2 separate regions of the Mus musculus genome follow, and region 1 is linked to region 2. The links are chromatin loops, found by intact Hi-C in ENCODE. Cell type or tissue: left cerebral cortex. All regions are shown on one strand.

Evidence for each region. A loop is a pair of places that touch in the nucleus more often than their neighbours do. Peaks named below come from ENCODE experiments on the same cell type or tissue, not always from the same donor. Only the 100,000 strongest peaks of a DNase experiment are listed, where the experiment ranks them.
Region 1: a loop joins it to region 2, with 4 times the contacts of the local background. A loop is called at or near these places in 6 of 42 quality-filtered maps.

What each region holds. Positions count from the first base shown.
Region 1 is chr19:57,158,054-57,166,053 of GRCm38, forward strand. All of the region lies in intron 2 of Ablim1 (actin-binding LIM protein 1), which reads right to left. Among named protein-coding and RNA genes, the nearest start is that of Ablim1, 54 kb to the right of the region's middle. In left cerebral cortex, a CTCF peak has its summit at 3,382 (motif pointing right); DNase peaks (open chromatin) are centred at 184, 3,440, 4,081, 4,415 and 3 more places; H3K27ac peaks cover 3,235 bases.
Region 2 is chr19:57,233,738-57,241,737 of GRCm38, forward strand. It overlaps a transcript of Ablim1 not described here. Among named protein-coding and RNA genes, the nearest start is that of Ablim1, 22 kb to the left of the region's middle. In left cerebral cortex, no CTCF peak of the experiment used is centred here; DNase peaks (open chromatin) are centred at 3,071, 3,745, 4,010, 4,940 and 3 more places; H3K4me3 peaks cover 2,619 bases; H3K27ac peaks cover 3,167 bases.

The DNA.
Region 1 (8,000 bases), 76 kb before region 2:
GTCTATTAATCTCAGAGTCTAATATAATACATAGAACCGTACAGTGTAATTAAGCAGAATCCTGCCTCACACTTGGCAAGTTCCCACCAGTTCCACTCCCGGAGTCGTCACCAGTTTGCATGACTCATTGATTCCTTCAAACTTACTTCTCGTAGCTCTGAGAAGGGGCAAACGGTGGACTTAGACCCACCATCCCCTTAACGCTCATCCAGTCACCAGGACTGGGACTAAAAAGCACAGATTTCCCCATGACAAGACCAAGGTGAGCTTCATGCTAATGCAGACCACAGGATCCCTTCAAAGGGAAGGCAAAACCCTCTAGAAGTCCTTTCTGCTTGCTGCTTCCTCTCTTGGGTGCCTCTGTGTGGGGCTTCTTTGTCCAAAAGTGGTTTTGTGGGATTCACACTTGCTCTCTTTAATTAAACCGTAATTTCACGAACCTAGCATAGCCCTACGACATGATTTGGCAACGCAGTTGAGAGGTGACAAACTGTGCTGTGTTGTGATCCGATTTGGCTTTTCTCAGAAATTCAAAGCCAAGCCACGTTATCCGACAACTATAGTTTTATGTATGGCGGCTTAGATACTAAGATAAACAATGTTTAACTGGACAGGAATCTGTGGCACACGCACCAGGCGATGAATGAGAGGAAAAAACTCCTTGCAGCTGGACCTAGGTGCTACTTCAAACATCATGACGTCACCTAAGACCAGAATGGCAGTGATGGTGATGTAATATGGTGATGTAAGACGTAATTGGAGGCTCCTCCTTCAGAACCCTAAACATAGGGAACTCCCACAGACACCATTTCCTTCCCTATATAATATAAGGCCTTCCTGGGAACAGACCTCACCTATCAACTTCTATCCTTGAGCAAAGGATTATCAGTGAGTGATCTCTGTCTATAGTGTGTGTCTTGCAAGCTTTATACTGTGGTTGTAACTGAGCAGGGAACAGAGTGCCGGCCTCAAACTCGGACTCTTCCAGTGGCTCTATCCTTTTAGCTCTGTGGTACCACTACCCCTAAAAGGCTTCTGAGAGATGAGTCTGTTCCCTGTGTTAGTAAACCTCTAGCTGTATCCACTTTCTCATCTGACACCCACATTTTCAAGCAACCCCAAAGCCCAGGCTAGCTCCCCATGAACACCCTCAGGATCCGCTCCTCCGTGGGCCTTCTTGTCATGATTTCTCAAACCAAGTGTCAACATTGCCCTTCTGCCTGGAAGCAATTTTATTAAAACAGTGTTTGTATTGTCAGGAAAAGAATTCACTTGGGACAGTCTGAGTTCCCATTAGAAAGGAGCTGGTACTGCGGTGGGTTAGACAATCATTGTGGGTGATTTAACATTAAGTGGAGCTGGTACTGCAGTGGGTTAGATCAAGCATCGTGGGTGATTTACCATTAATCAAGAACAAAGATTACAGAGTCAAGAACCTTAAGGAGTCAATTTTTAGAGACCTCTACAAACAACAAGAGTGAGCTCACAAAACAGAGCTACAAAGTTGGCTCTCTTGGGAAGGTAGGCACAATCAACTTTCAAATGCCTGTCGGTCAGCTCATTAGAAACACTCCTTTTAGTGGTGAGAACATACCTAGAACACTTGATTCACCATGTCATACCTAGAATGCTTGATTCACCATGTTATACCTAGAATGCTTGATTCACCATGTCATACCTAAAATGCTTGACTCACCATGTTAGTAATTTTCAGGTGGACAGTTGCTCATGTGTGTTCACAAGCTTGTGGTTTCCACACATCATCTATCCACAGGACTACTGTCTTCTTAAAAAGCTGAAACTCAGTGCCCATGAAGCAAAACCTCCTTTCCCTGAATCCCTCCAGTTCTTTGGACACCCCACTTCTGTCTTCTAGCTCAGTGAACCCAATTGCTCAAAATACCCACATGCCATTGGAAGCTCACCTGTAGTGATAATAACATATTAAGAGATTGGGGTGGGGCAGCTATAGAGATGGCTTAGCTATTAAGAGCACTGGCTTCCCCACTACAGGACCCAAGTTCCATTCCCAGCACCCACAGGGTACCCCACAAGCATCTGTAACTACAGTTCCAGGAGATCCAATACGCTCTCTGGATTCTGCAAGCAAAACACCTGCATATAAGTAATCAAATAAAATAATTAAAAAATTAGAAGAAGCTGGGGTCAAGAATGAAGAGATGGCTCCGTGACTAAAGCACTTATTGCTCCTTCAAAGGCTCCAGGTTCTGCTCCTGGTCTCTACTCGAGGACTCACATCACCTGTAACCCCCATTCCAGGGGATCGGATGCCTTCTTCTGGTGTCCCTAGGTGCTGCAACCATGTGGTGCATATACACACACACAAGCAAATACTCATACACATAAAGTAGAAATAAATGGATCTTTTAAAAAAATTATCCAAAACTTAATCATAAAGAAGAAGGAAGAAATCACATTCTCTCAGTCAACCTGGGGCTTGAGGTAGCAGCTCATTACCCAGGAACCGGATGTGGCTTGACAAGTTCTTACCATTGACTGAAGGCCCAGACTTTGAATTCTGGGACCTGATCCATTCAGGGGCCATTAAGACAACTAACACTTGGCTTATTACCCTGCTGCAGCCTGCTCATCTGTCCCTGCCCTGCAGCCAGCCATCTTTGACAGTCTCTTTGGAAGGCCTATAGACCTATGCCTTCAGTTTTTCTGCAAACAGCATCACCATGCCCCAGGACCCCTCCCTCATGAACAGTACATGTCCTTGACACACTTGTCTCGTGTTTGTAGGACAGTCATAGACACTACACTCCGACTCTGACTCAGCTCTGTTTACCCAATGTATCTGAAGGTGAATATTAAACAAATTCCAGAAGAATGTCAAAATATTCTAATTACTTTATTATTTAAAAATCTTTTTGTGTGCATAAGCATGTGTGTGCATGCGTGCCAAATGTGTGTGTGTGTGTGTTTGCATGCTCATGCACATGCCAAAGTGTATGGGTACACACAGAGGCCAGAATAGGGAATCTGGTCCTCTGGGTCTGGAGTCACAGGCACTTGTGAACCTCATGCTGACATGAACAGGGATCCTCTGGATGAGCATCAAATGCTCTTAACTGTTGGGCCATCCTCCAACCCCATTAATATAGATGTATTTATTTTATGTGCGTCTGTATGCACACACCACAGCATAGTGGTCGGCGGCTTGGGAGAGCTGATTCTCTCCTTCCACCAGATACGAGAAGCTCAAACCGCAGGTGCCTTTCACCGCTGATTCATCTCATCAGACCTTAATTAAAAAAAACAAAAAAACAAAAAAACAAAAAAAAAACTTTGTTTTGTTTTAAAGATTTATTTATTATGTATAGAGTTCTGCCTGCATGTATACCTGCATGCCAGAAGAGGGCACCAGATCCCATGATAGAGTCAGAAGAGGGCACCAGATCCCATGATAGAGTCAGAAGAGGGCACCAGATCCCATGATAGAGTCAGAAGAGGACACCAGATCCCACTATAGATGGTTATGAGCCACCATGTGGTTCCTAAGAATTGAACTTAGGACCCCTGGAAGAGGAGTCCGTGCTCTTAACCTCTGAGCCATCTCTCCAGCCCCCTAAGTATTTTGTTTTTAAAGGAGCTTTAGTACCTTTCAATGATAGCGCGAAGCAAAAATGTCTTACATCTACATGATCATAAAATAAATACACGTCAAGGTTGAATTCAAATGGAAATATGCACATTTTCCTAACTTTAACATATTTCCTAGGAAAATCACAGATTTTGCTCATTAAAATCCCAGGCTGCTAGCGCAGATGCTCACTGCCTTCCTTCTCAGGATCAATTATTAAAGCATTCTTCACCCCGAGTCCTGCTGATTCCTGCCTTGCTTCCCATCACTGAGGTCTGGCTACACACAGCCCTGCACCTTGTTATGATACGCTCTCGAGTCCACTCTACAAACCACCGAGTAAAATCTACTGGTTAAGTGGGGGACATCCAAGAAATTTTTATACAAAAGTTGTGAAATTAGTAACAAGTACATTTTTAAAAAAGCTTAAGTCTTAAAATAACAACTGAACAAGCGCTGCTTGGGCTATAAAAATACCATGGAACAGGAGGGGAACAGAGTGTGGAGGCGTTGGATCAAGGAGGGGGTGGGGAGAGCAGAGCCTAGCTTCAGTGGCGGGAGCTGGGCTGCGGAAGCATCTTAGGCCTTCGCAATGCAGCAGGTCCTTTCGATGCCCCAACAAATCCATCCCTGAGATGGTCCACCTGCCGGGCAGGCGATGCTCAAAGGGTCAGACTTACACCTGCCTCAAGGGGGGGTCCAGGGCTATCAGGTGGAGACCCTTTCTCCATCTGCAGCTAGGGACCATCCCTTCTCAGGCTGTGGATTCCAAGCGGCTCTGGTCAGTTCTCAGCAGTAAGAGAAGACCCAGGAAACATGATGGGGGACCAGCAGCCTTTGGCAGCTCCTCTCTTTACTTCCTGGGGAAGGCACTGGCTGTCTGGTACCCTGCTGGCAGTCTGCCTGTCACAGGATGCAAGATCTGAGGAACCAGTTCAGTGGTAGAACCCTTGTCTAGGATAGGTGAGGCCTTAGGACCAATACCCAGTACTGCAGAAAAAAGAACCCACAGGCATGAGGGGCCTTTCTGAGCTTTTCCACCTGGAGCAGGGCATCCGGCCTGGGTTACTCTTCCCTTTACAAGCTTGTCTGCATGGAGCAGGGGTGTGCAGCCAGGGCTGCCCCCTTTCCTTTATGAGCAAGCAGGCTTTGTGCTCTGGAGACGCGACTTTCCCCACATCAAGGTCAGAGCCTGTTCTGATGCTGTGCTTCCTGGCGCCATGCATGACTGTTCTGAGGTGGAGACTCAGATGTGACGGAGCCAGGGAACAGGACACTTCCCCACCCTCTGTACACACACATGCACACACAACTCTTGGATTATCATTGTGAATACCAAATGTGTGTGTGACTATGGGGTGCACATGCCCACAGCGTGTACACATGAGCACATATGTCAGAGACCAGAGGACATCGGTGTCTTGCCCCGTGGCTCTCCGTCTTACTCTTTCAAGGCAGGGTCTCTTGCCGAGCCTTTAACTAGGCTGGCAGTTGGCACCCTCTACGATGCTCCTGTCTCTGCGCCCCTGGTGCTGGGGTCACAGGTGTGCAGGGTCGCGTAGGTGCTGAGGGTTCAAACTTAGACCCTTGTGCTCCTCCTACAAGCAAGCTCTTAGTCTCAGGGACATCTTCCCATCCCCCTCCCCCGTGATTTCTTTTAAACTTTTCTCTCTTCTTCTTTTCCTCACAGATTTTTATCACGATGGTAACGGTGGCCTTCAGTCTTCCTAAGCACTCAGAGTTCAATCGGTGTCAGACTGACTCAATCCATTTCTGGACTGAAATGCAGAGCGGCGAGCTTGAAGCAACCACAAAAGGTAGCTCACAAGGGCTACTGCTGTAGCTCAGAGCTCAAAATAGCTGAACAGCACTCACCAACAATGACGTGCGGGGGCAGCTTCTGCCAGAAATAACTTCTGCGAAAAAAACGCTTGGACTCAAACGGTAAGCCTCAAAAATGGACTGTAATCGCTCCTCATTGACTTCTAAATGCACATCGAAATCAATGATCACTTCTGGGTGAGATGATACTTACAAGGTCAACCAGGTCGAAAATGGGTCCCAGAGCAATGCTTTTGGGGGATTCGAGTTAATTCAGAGTTTGAATATATGGTAAGAGTCTTGTTAGAAAGGAAGCTCTTGGAACCTCTGTTTACTAATAAAAGCATTGACAACATAGTATTTTTGAATTGGTTGCAGAATTTCATATACAAATAAAATTGATTACAAGCAGCTCAAGAAACAAGGATGTCACCCAGAATATAAAAACAAGTATGAAAATCTTTTACCATTGCATAGATCGATTACCTGAACACAGGGCTTTAAGGTTAAAAATGAGCACAGGAAGTATAATGGATGAAGTGGGAATACGCTCAACTGCAGGGTGCTTGCTTCAAAGCAGCCCTTTGTTATGATACCAAACACTAAAGGGAAGGGACTGAAGGAGGAAGGGAGAGAGGAAGGGAGAGGGGAGATAGAGAGGGAGAGAGGGAAGGAGAGGAGAAAGAGAGGGAGAGAGGGAAGGGGAGGAGAGGAGAAAAAGGAAGAAAGGGGGAGGGTGGAGGAGGGAGAGGAAGGGGGAGGTGGGTAGGGAAGGGTGATGGGGAGAGGGAGAGGGAAAAAGGGGGAGGGGAGGAGGGGGAGGGGAAGAGAAGGGGAGAGGTAGTGGGGAGGGGGAAGGGAGGGGAGAAGAAGAGGGAGAGGGAGAAAGGGGAGGAGGAGAAGGAAGAGGGGAGGGATGATGGGGAGAAGGAGAAGCTATCTATGCTTAAAATGACCAGGAGTTAAATCTCACACTTTTGGATTTTGGGTAGTAGGTAGATGTCATAAGGTCTCTCTCCCCTGTCCCTTCCCCTTTCCTGGCCCCCAGAATGAGCTGCCTCCTTTAAAATCCCATGCGCCAAGAGGAAGCTGCAGAGAAAGTCCCATGCATGTCCATGAACAGATCCTACAGACACAGATTCATGTCATCTGTACCGGCAAGGAGAAGTGGTTCTCAGAGTCTATCCCATCTCCCACTGAGCTCCTCAGTGACACTCTGGCTCTGCTCGGCATCTAATGCTCTGGTCCTTCCCCAGCACGTAGCCCACCCTGCACCCCACTGCCTCTGCTACCCCTGAGGATGCTCTAGCCCAGACAGCCTCCACAGCTACAACTGCACACGGCCACGTCTAGTGTTTCCTGTGGGTGGTAGGATCTGAACTCAGGCCCTCACGTTGATGGAGCAAGCATTCCTATTCACTGAGCCACCTTTCCAGCCTCTCAGAAGGAATGTTTGATGAAACAGACTCTTCTGATAGATTGGACATTGTAGAGAAAAGGAGCAGAAGATTATTTTAAAGCTATCAAAAATATCATTTTTCACACCCTCCAACACATAGTCAAGTGGCAACTGCTTACTGAAATGCAGTTCTATGGGAGGATGTCTGCCAATACTACCCCGGGAGAAGCACTCTTACGATCTGACATCTTCCACAGACAATCAGTGTTCAGAAATCTCAAAAGACATAACTAAAAATAACATGGAAAACTAGCTCTGTTCCTTCTGGGAAAAAAAAAGAAAGCTACTTAAGAGTGCCATCTTTTAATTCTTAATTTTTATTGCACTTATTTAGTGTATATGTGTGTGTGTGTCTCTCTGTGTGTGTCTTTGTGTCCTTCTGTGTGTCTTTGTGTCTGTGTGTGTCTGTGTATGTGGATGTTTCTGTCTGTGTATATCTGTGTGTGTCCATGTATGTCTGTGTATGTCTCTATATGTGTGTCCATGTATGTGTGTCTCTGTGTGTGTGTCCATGTGTGTATGTCTGTATGTGTCTGTGTGTATGTCCATATGTGCATCTGTATGTGTCTGTATGTGTATGTCTGTGTCTGTGTGTGCATCTGTGTATCTGTGTGTGTCTGTGTGTCTGTGTCTATGTGTATGTGTGTGTGTGTTTTGTGGAGATCAGAGTACATCTTTCAGGAGTTGGTTCTCTCCTTCTACCACGAGAGTCCTGAGAATCTAACTCAGGTTCTCATGCTTCAGGACAAGTGCCCTTACACATTGGGCTGCCTTACAGGCCCCAAGACACTGTTTTGTAAAAGATAAGAACAACATTATGGCTTCCTTCATTCCTATTAGAAACTCTATGTCAAAATGGATGCCTTTATCAACCTTGGCCCCACCTCTGTCTTCTATGCTTACTGCCTTTAACAAGGCAGCTGCCTCCTGCCCACACTGACACACATCTTTCTGGTGCTGGAGGGTTATGGCGTATGCCTTACGGGTATCTCTTGTCTCCTCCTTAGCCACATCCACGGACCCCTAAGCTCTCGATAGACCGAGACTGAGAGAATGTGCCTCTCACTCACCTGCTCCTGCTTCAGTTTCCATCCCAGTTCTACTCTTTATCAT
Region 2 (8,000 bases):
CAACTCATTCAACCTTGAAGAATAAGGACAAAGCACAAAGCCTCATTAAGAAACATCACTCCTGCCAGGCGCTCACCTTTAATCCCAGCACAGGAGGCAGAGGCCAACCTGGTCTACAACCTGGTGTCCCAGCTTATAGAAGCTGCTATTTGATTTGTAAATGTAAAACTATGCATGGCTGTGGTGACATAAAACATAAATAAAGCCGGGCGGGGGCCGGAGTTACCCCTTGGGTTTGGATGTCTGTCAAGGGCAGTTTTAGCCTCTCACACATTATGTTTTTACAATCAAAGTCTTTCCTTATACAGTTCATATTAAACAAATAATACCTGGAAGTAGAAACTATCCAAACTAGAATCTATGAAAATATAAACAGACCCTCCTAAAAGTAGAAATAACCCAAACCATGCAGGATTCCAAAGGATTAGCCAACAATATTATTAATTGGAAGGAATGTCCAGATAGAACTGTAATTTCAAACTGTGAAACCTGTTCATTATCCTGGGTGGGGCGTGAGTTTTATAGATGTTCTCATTTAACTTTCACACTCACTCCTATAAAACAGGTAGTTGTGTTACCCCTATTTTACAGATATAGGAATTTTGATTTGCAGGAATTAAAAGCTCAGGCTGGGTGTGGTACCGCATGGCTGTATTCCCAACCCATTGGAAGTGGAGGGAGGAAGAGAATTTGAAGTCCAAGGTTATCCTCAGTGACTTAGGAGGTTCAGGGTTAACCTGGGCTACATGGGACAGCCTTCAACCCTGTACTGGTTAGGTTTCTTTTTTGTAGACTTGATCCAAATCATCTGGGAAGAGGGAACCTCAGCTGAGAAAATGCCAGCACAGACTGGCCCATGGTGCACTCACTCTCTTGATTGATAATTGATTGGTGGAGGGCCCAGCTCATGGGGGTGGGGAGAGGGCAGTGCCACTCCTGGGCAGGTAGTCCAAAATGGTATAAAGGAAGCATCCAAAATGGTATAAGGAGGCTGAGCAAGCCATGGGGAGCAAGCCAGTAAAGCAGCACTCCTCCGTAGCCCACATCATCTCCTGCCTCCAGGCTCCTGCCTTGAGCTCCTACCCTGACTTCCCTGGATGATGATGTCTATAAGCTGAGATAGAACCCTTCCTCCCTAAGCTGATGTTGTCTGTGGCATTTTGTCACAGCGATAGAAATGCTGACTAAGACAACACCCATCCCATCCTCCCAGAGAAGGAAAAATTAGGAAATGTCACCAGGGAGATGGCTCGTCAGTAAAATGTTTGCCATGTAAGCGTGAAGATCCATGTTCTAATCCACATTAAGAAGCAAAGCTGGGCCAGGCATGGTGGTGCACGCCTTTAATCCCAGCACTTGGGAGGCAGAGGCAGGTGGATTTCTGAGTTCGAGGCCAGCCTGGTCTACAAAGTGAGTTCCAGGACAGCCAAGGCTACAGAGAAACCCGGTCTTGAAAAACAAAAACAAAAAACAAAAAGAAGAAGAAGGAGGAGGAGGAGGAGGAGGAGAAGAGGAGGAGGAGGAGAGGAAGAGAAGAAGAAGAAGAAGAAGAAGAAGAAGAAGAAGAAGAAGAAGAAGAAGAAGAAGAAGAAGAAGAAGAAGAAGAAGAGGAGGAAGTAAAGCTGGGTGCTGAGGCAGGCATTGGCAACCTCAGCTCTGGGAGTTGGAGGCAAAGACAGATGGAACCCTGGAGTCCACTGAGCAGTCAGCCTAGCCAGTCAGTGAGCTCCAGGTTCTGCGAGCACACCGTTCCAAACAAGCCAGGTAAAAAAGCAATCAAGGAAAACACCCAGTGTGACCCATGACCTCTAACTCATGTTCACAGACATGCCCATATCTATATATGCATGCAGCACATATACACACCACCAAAAAATAAAAATGCTGTTGGAGTTAAGAAGCTCACCCAAGGTTACACGAAAAGAGGTGTCAGAGCTATGATTTGACCCAACTCTCTGCCTCTGGAGGCCAAGGACTTAACCATGGCCCTCTGTCCAACGATCTGTTCTCTTCTGCTTTAACTCTATAGTGTACATTTATATCAGAAAAAAAATAACTTTGAAGTTCATCAAAGAGCTGTCCCATTAACAAGGAGAGAGTAAGTCTTCAGCCTCTGTGACCCTGTGTGAAGAGGCAGTGGTGGCTCCCGAGGACAAGAGGCTGTTGTGAGGTCAGGGAGGCTCACAGTCAGACCTGGCCCTGGTAACCAACAGGGCCACTGGAATACCAGAAAAGCCCTCCAGCATCTCTAGTGACCACCCTACATGTTGTGGATGATGGCATGCCCTTCAAGCCTTGTGTCAATCCTTCTGTCCTTCCCGCCCCCACCAGGGGATAACTGCCTCCTGTTGGATGACTGCCAGGCACAACTTTGGCACATAAGTGGGTCTTCTGAGATCATAAAGACAGAGAGTCACCTTTCTGAATGACACCTGGCACACCACCTGCCACCCATGGAGAGGCACTTGGTGAGTTAAATGCCACAGACAGAATGCTCATAAACAATCAAGGGAGGACTAGATGACACATGGGGAGAAGCCAGTGTTGATGCTACCAAGTAGAGACTATCATGGTGAGAGTAACTCGAAAGTTAAAAACAATAAACTCACGGGTGAAGCCAAGAACCTTGAAAGGGAGAGACCTGTGTGAATTAATAGTGTACTTGCACAGTCACGTAGGCAGCATAATCTTTTATATGAAAACAGAGGCTGACCCCTTAAGCCACTTTGAAATAGTCAATAAAGAGGTGCTTGTCACTCCGCTACCATGCTGACCAAGACCATGCGTCCCACAACTCCTAGAAGATTGCTTCTATCAAGTCAGCATGCAGTCCCTGAACGGCGCTGTAAGAAAAGGAAATGCTAGGCTCATACTGTCCATCAGATTTGAGGCAGCTTGGTGTAGTCATAAGCCAGAGAAGAGAGTGGCTGTCACGGTGGGGGAGGTGAGACTTGGGGAGAAGTTCTCAACGCCCTGCCATTGCTGTTTTCTGGGACCTGGGAGCCCTACGCTCCTGGCTGCTATTGGTCCTCACTCCTCCCGCACGTTCCTGGCAATGTCACGCTCTGATTGGCCCACATTTGTGGATGTTGGAAGAGCTCATTTGCCGAAGGAGCTGCGAATGCCTCTTTAAGCGCGAGAACCCATCATCTAACCAATCTCCATCTTCTCCCAGGAAACCCAAGAGGCATACAGACACGCTCTTCCGCTTTGTGGGAGGGAATGAGTGACATAGCGGGAAGGCTTGTTAGACACAGTCTTCTGATGATTATCCTAGCTTTCATCGCCGCCTTTAAAGTGTGTATGCAAATGACGGAGACCTAGGTGTCAGCAGTCATATTTAAATATAAAATAGAGGGCTGCATATCTCAGACGCCTAAATTACTATTAATCATATGCAAATGCTAGCTCATGCATTTCTTTTATATCTGAGGAGAACAAATGACTGCATCAAAATCTTGCCTCTACCTAGGAGAAGGGACGGGGGAATCTACTCTAGAAGGGAAGGGGATAGATAACCAGGTTTGTCTGAAAACATCCAGGAACCAACTAATGAGACTAGAAATAATGTTTAATTATGGTCAGACTCCCGTCCATTCAATGTATCCCTTTATAAAAATACCAACTTCAGCAAAAAATATATTGCTATGGCCCGGTATAGTAATACATGCTGTGATCCCAGCACTCAGGAGGCAGATGCAGCCGACAGCCAAGAGTTCAAGGCCAGTGTGGGCTACAAAGCAAATTTAAGGCAAGCCTGGACAGGTTAGAAAGACTCAAAACAATAGCAAATGTATTGCCAATGCGCCCTGAATCGAGCACTGTATTTTTTTTTTTTAAATACAGAGCAATGAGACCCTTTCTTGTTCCAAACATGAAGTGTGTCTGATTTTAAGTCTTGAAAGAATTTGCCAAATTCCAATCTAATTATGACTGAGATTCAAGTTAGCTGAGTGAGTTCTAGAGATACTTTCTTCAGATTCCAGCTGGCAGCAAGCGGGGACGCCAGATACCTTCAAAATATGCCGTGGAACAGAAAGGGAGTCAATTAAAGCTAAGGGGAAAAAAAAGATTTTCTTTCCGGGCTTAGCCTCTAGAAATAGCACCCACTTACAGCTTTATTCTACTGGCTTAGAATCTCTTAATCTCTTCTGTCATGTAAGACTTTTTCTGTAATTTACCCTAATGTTCCTGGAAAACAAGATGAAAATGCATTCTTTGTGTAGTACAAACAATTAAAAAAAAAGACCTTGAACTTACTTCAAAATAACATATCTGCATTATCATATCTTATATATCATATCATGAATGTATTCAAATAGATGTATAAAGACCCTGAGACACTGTAATTTTATCGCTATGACCTCTTTCAGTTAGGAAAATCATAAATTGTAGTTTTTTTCTTAACCAGAAAACACATTAATACATCTTAATGATTATGCCATATATAGCATTTTTATTAACTTTTAGTTTCAGCCCTCAAGGAGGTCAAGAGGGTACCTAAGAATCTTCTGTAAAATTCCTGTCATCCTATCCTTCAGTGCCGGTGGGGCAGGGGAGGGAAACACTGAGACTGACTCTGGCTTACCGCCCCGCCCAGCTAGGGCTACTGTCAACTTTAAAACTTACTATTCCTTTGTTTGTCAACATTTATCTTCCGGTTACTGTCTAAGGTAGATCAATAGCCAATGCAGGATCATATTTCCAGGTTGTGAAGGCCCGAGCTCTGAGAATTACTTTTACTGGAAAAAGTTGCAAGCAGGAGAAGACAGATGAATTATTCATCATCTACCGTGTGCCAGCCCTGAATGCCGTCATGCCTCCTGACAAGTGCCCTCATGTGAAGCAGACCGGGTGCCCCAGTCCTCCAAGTGCCCAGGATGATGACAAAGCTGAGCCAGGCGGAGCTGATCTGAGGTGCTGCAACTCAGAGAGCCAGCATTGAAGGGGAAGGCACAGAGCCCATCTGCCTTCTGCGGCATCCCTTACTTACTGCCTGCACTCCAGAAACCAAGGTAACCCAGCCCCACTGAGGAAGGAAGTCCCCCTAAAACAAGACTGCAGAGAAAGTATCCCCGGGACAGCATCCAAACGGAAACAAAGCTCTCAGAAACACAATCACAAGTGTTTGGCCACCATCACTGAAGATGCCCTTAAAGTACCCAACGGGTTGGCCTGCCCACCTCCTGTGCTTCCGTACAGAACAGCCCTGACTAGTCTAACATCCCAGTTTATTACTACTTACAGATATGCTGACATGTGGGATAGGCACTTTATGTAAGTATGTGTTTCTGGAATACATAGATTTCTATGTTAACATAAAAAAAAAAATAAGCATACCATGGCTTTACTGACAGAAAGAGCCTTCTGTCCCTCCTTTTCACTAAAGACAGTCCCCCGCTAGACACAGACGCCAAGTTCACAAAATGACACTCAAACCTTTGCAGTCTTCAGAGATGTGGCGGGGGTCCACTACCGCTGTCATTTCTGGCATTAACCTGTACCAGCCTCTGGCCTTGCTTCCCTTGGCGCACAGAAGGAAGGACTGAGTCCACTCCTCAGAAGCTAGGCTGGGCCTGGCTCTCTTCCCAGGAGTTTGTGGGCTGAGTTAAGTCAGGGAGGGGTGTGTGCCGTGGGTGTGCTGCTGGCCCAGGAAGAACGGTGAGTTTCCTGTGTGGTTCTAGCACCTTCCGCACCTACGGAGCTCTCCTCCCAGAGTTCCCACAGCCCAAAGGACCACTTGTAAAGAGCCTCCCAGACTCCCTGACACCACAGCTTCCGAAGACGCCTGACCATCACTGAGAAAGGCACAGAGAAAGCATGCCAAGAATGTTCCTAGGATTTGGCTCAATTTGCACAATCCAGAATCCAGATTTTTAGTCACTGTCATTTCACAATAGCTCTGAGAGGAGACGTGGAGAGAAAAGGATGATATCCTCCCCACCCTCCACCCCACTTTCCCCACCTTTCCCTAAATGAATTGCCATCTTAACCAGATGGGTTTTTATTGCAATTATTTTTAATACCGGGATAAAAAAGACACTATACAACTCTAGGGACTTTTTTTTCATTATCAGCTGCTCATCTTGGCTCTGGGAACTGTTCTCTGATAAAGCACTGGGATGGGATAGGCTTTGAACCATTTTCTCTCAGGTGCATGCTGGCGAAAGCAATGACTTTATGTGGAAAGGCATTCCCACCCCCACCACCCTGCCACACCCTTAGCCTGAGACTGACTTTGATAATCCAGCTACTTCTGAACACCTGGGTGTTTTGCATATTGGATAAGTTATGGAGACTCAACATGGGAAAGGACACTTAAGGCAAATGCCCTCAGCATCAGCATCAGATACATGGATGGCCTAGGAGAGAGGAGTTGGATTGGGAGAAAAGGTACTGAATTCCTCCAACAGGGAACCAACCACCAGCACCCATTCTGAGATAGTAATTTAATGTAAAGTCCAGCATTCACTCACTGGAGAAAAATGATTTAATTGAGACACATTAGTTAATAACATGTTTGATCAACTCAAGATCCCAGTTGTCCCTCTTCCTGCCTATAGGTTTGTTCTGCGGTGGCTCTGGCAGCTCACCACACTCACAAGTCCTCCATTCGCCTTCCCTAGCACAGGGCTACTGCCTGGGACTCAGGACATCTGATGATAATGTTCTCCTGGCCTGGCAAGGTACCAGGCGCCAGACGCAGGGCCATAACTAAATCCCTCACTGATAAAATGTTTGGCATCTGCAAAGCCGTCAGCTGTCAGCTGGTTCCAGGAGGCCCCTCGCACTGATGGAAATCTGGTTGTACCTGCTGCCTGGCAGTCTTGTGACAGTGATTCCCTATTTCAGCCCTAATGTTTTATTTTGTTATTGACAGTGTCTTGAGACTTTTACCATCTGAACACCAACCACACAAGTCTATCGCAGTTGCTGTCTTTAATCTTGGTGGCCTTCAATTAAAACTTAAAGGAAGCTAGTCTCTTAAACTTAAATTGCTATTCCTAGATAATTTTAAATGGAGAAACAAGAGAGGGTGTGGGCGGGAAGCTATAACTCAGCGAAGTGCTTGGCTCACAAGCATGAGGACTGAGTCCCACCGTCAGAACCCATGTAGAAAGCTGGTGTAGTGGATGCTTGTAACTCCAGTGATGGTAAGACGGGAGGGGAGACAAGAGCATCCCTGGTACTCCTCATAGAGCAAGCCTAGCCCACTCGGTGAGGTTCCAGGTCAATGAGAGACTCTGCCTCATACAAAACAGTGGAAGGTGCACAGAAACTTGTTTTTGACTCCCACTTGTTGCACACATACACACATGCACACATACACACATGCACACATGCACACATGTGGGAGGGAGGAAGGGAAGGAAGGGAAGGAAGGCTAGTGTGCCTCATCTGCTTTCTGGGGCTAAAATAGTTCTGGCTAAAAGTATGGCTCCCTGCCCCTCATAGACTGGACAATTGAGAACAGAGAACATTTAGTGCTGAGACTATTACCACCGAGAAAGCAATTCCCCCTGGTTAGCCTCCTCTGTATACGACCTTTGTTTAACCAGACAATTTTCTTGGCAATTTATTAGAATCAAACAAACTGTTAAAACATACAACTGCTTTGGAGTTAAATGGCTGTGGTACGTTACAAACTCAGGGACCTGGGTGTCCCTGACCTGATAGAACCAGGTCACCTTTCAAGTTAGGACAAGGTGCTTCCCAAGCCCTGTTCCTGAGAAAGAGATTGTCACAAGGCAAATAAACACACTACACTACAGTGCTTTCAATGGCGTACCCACCTGTCTTTGAGAAATACTTGAGTAAATGTTGTTGAACAGGCTTCTCAGCCAGGCTTAATATTAATATACCCATGTGCCATCTAGCTAAGAGATGAATAAGATAAGAAGCATTTCATAAATTTATTTGACCCAAGTAGCTCTGAGCCTTGTGTAACTATTAACCACAGTTTTGAGCGTGCTATTCAAAAAAAAAAAAAAAAAAAAAAA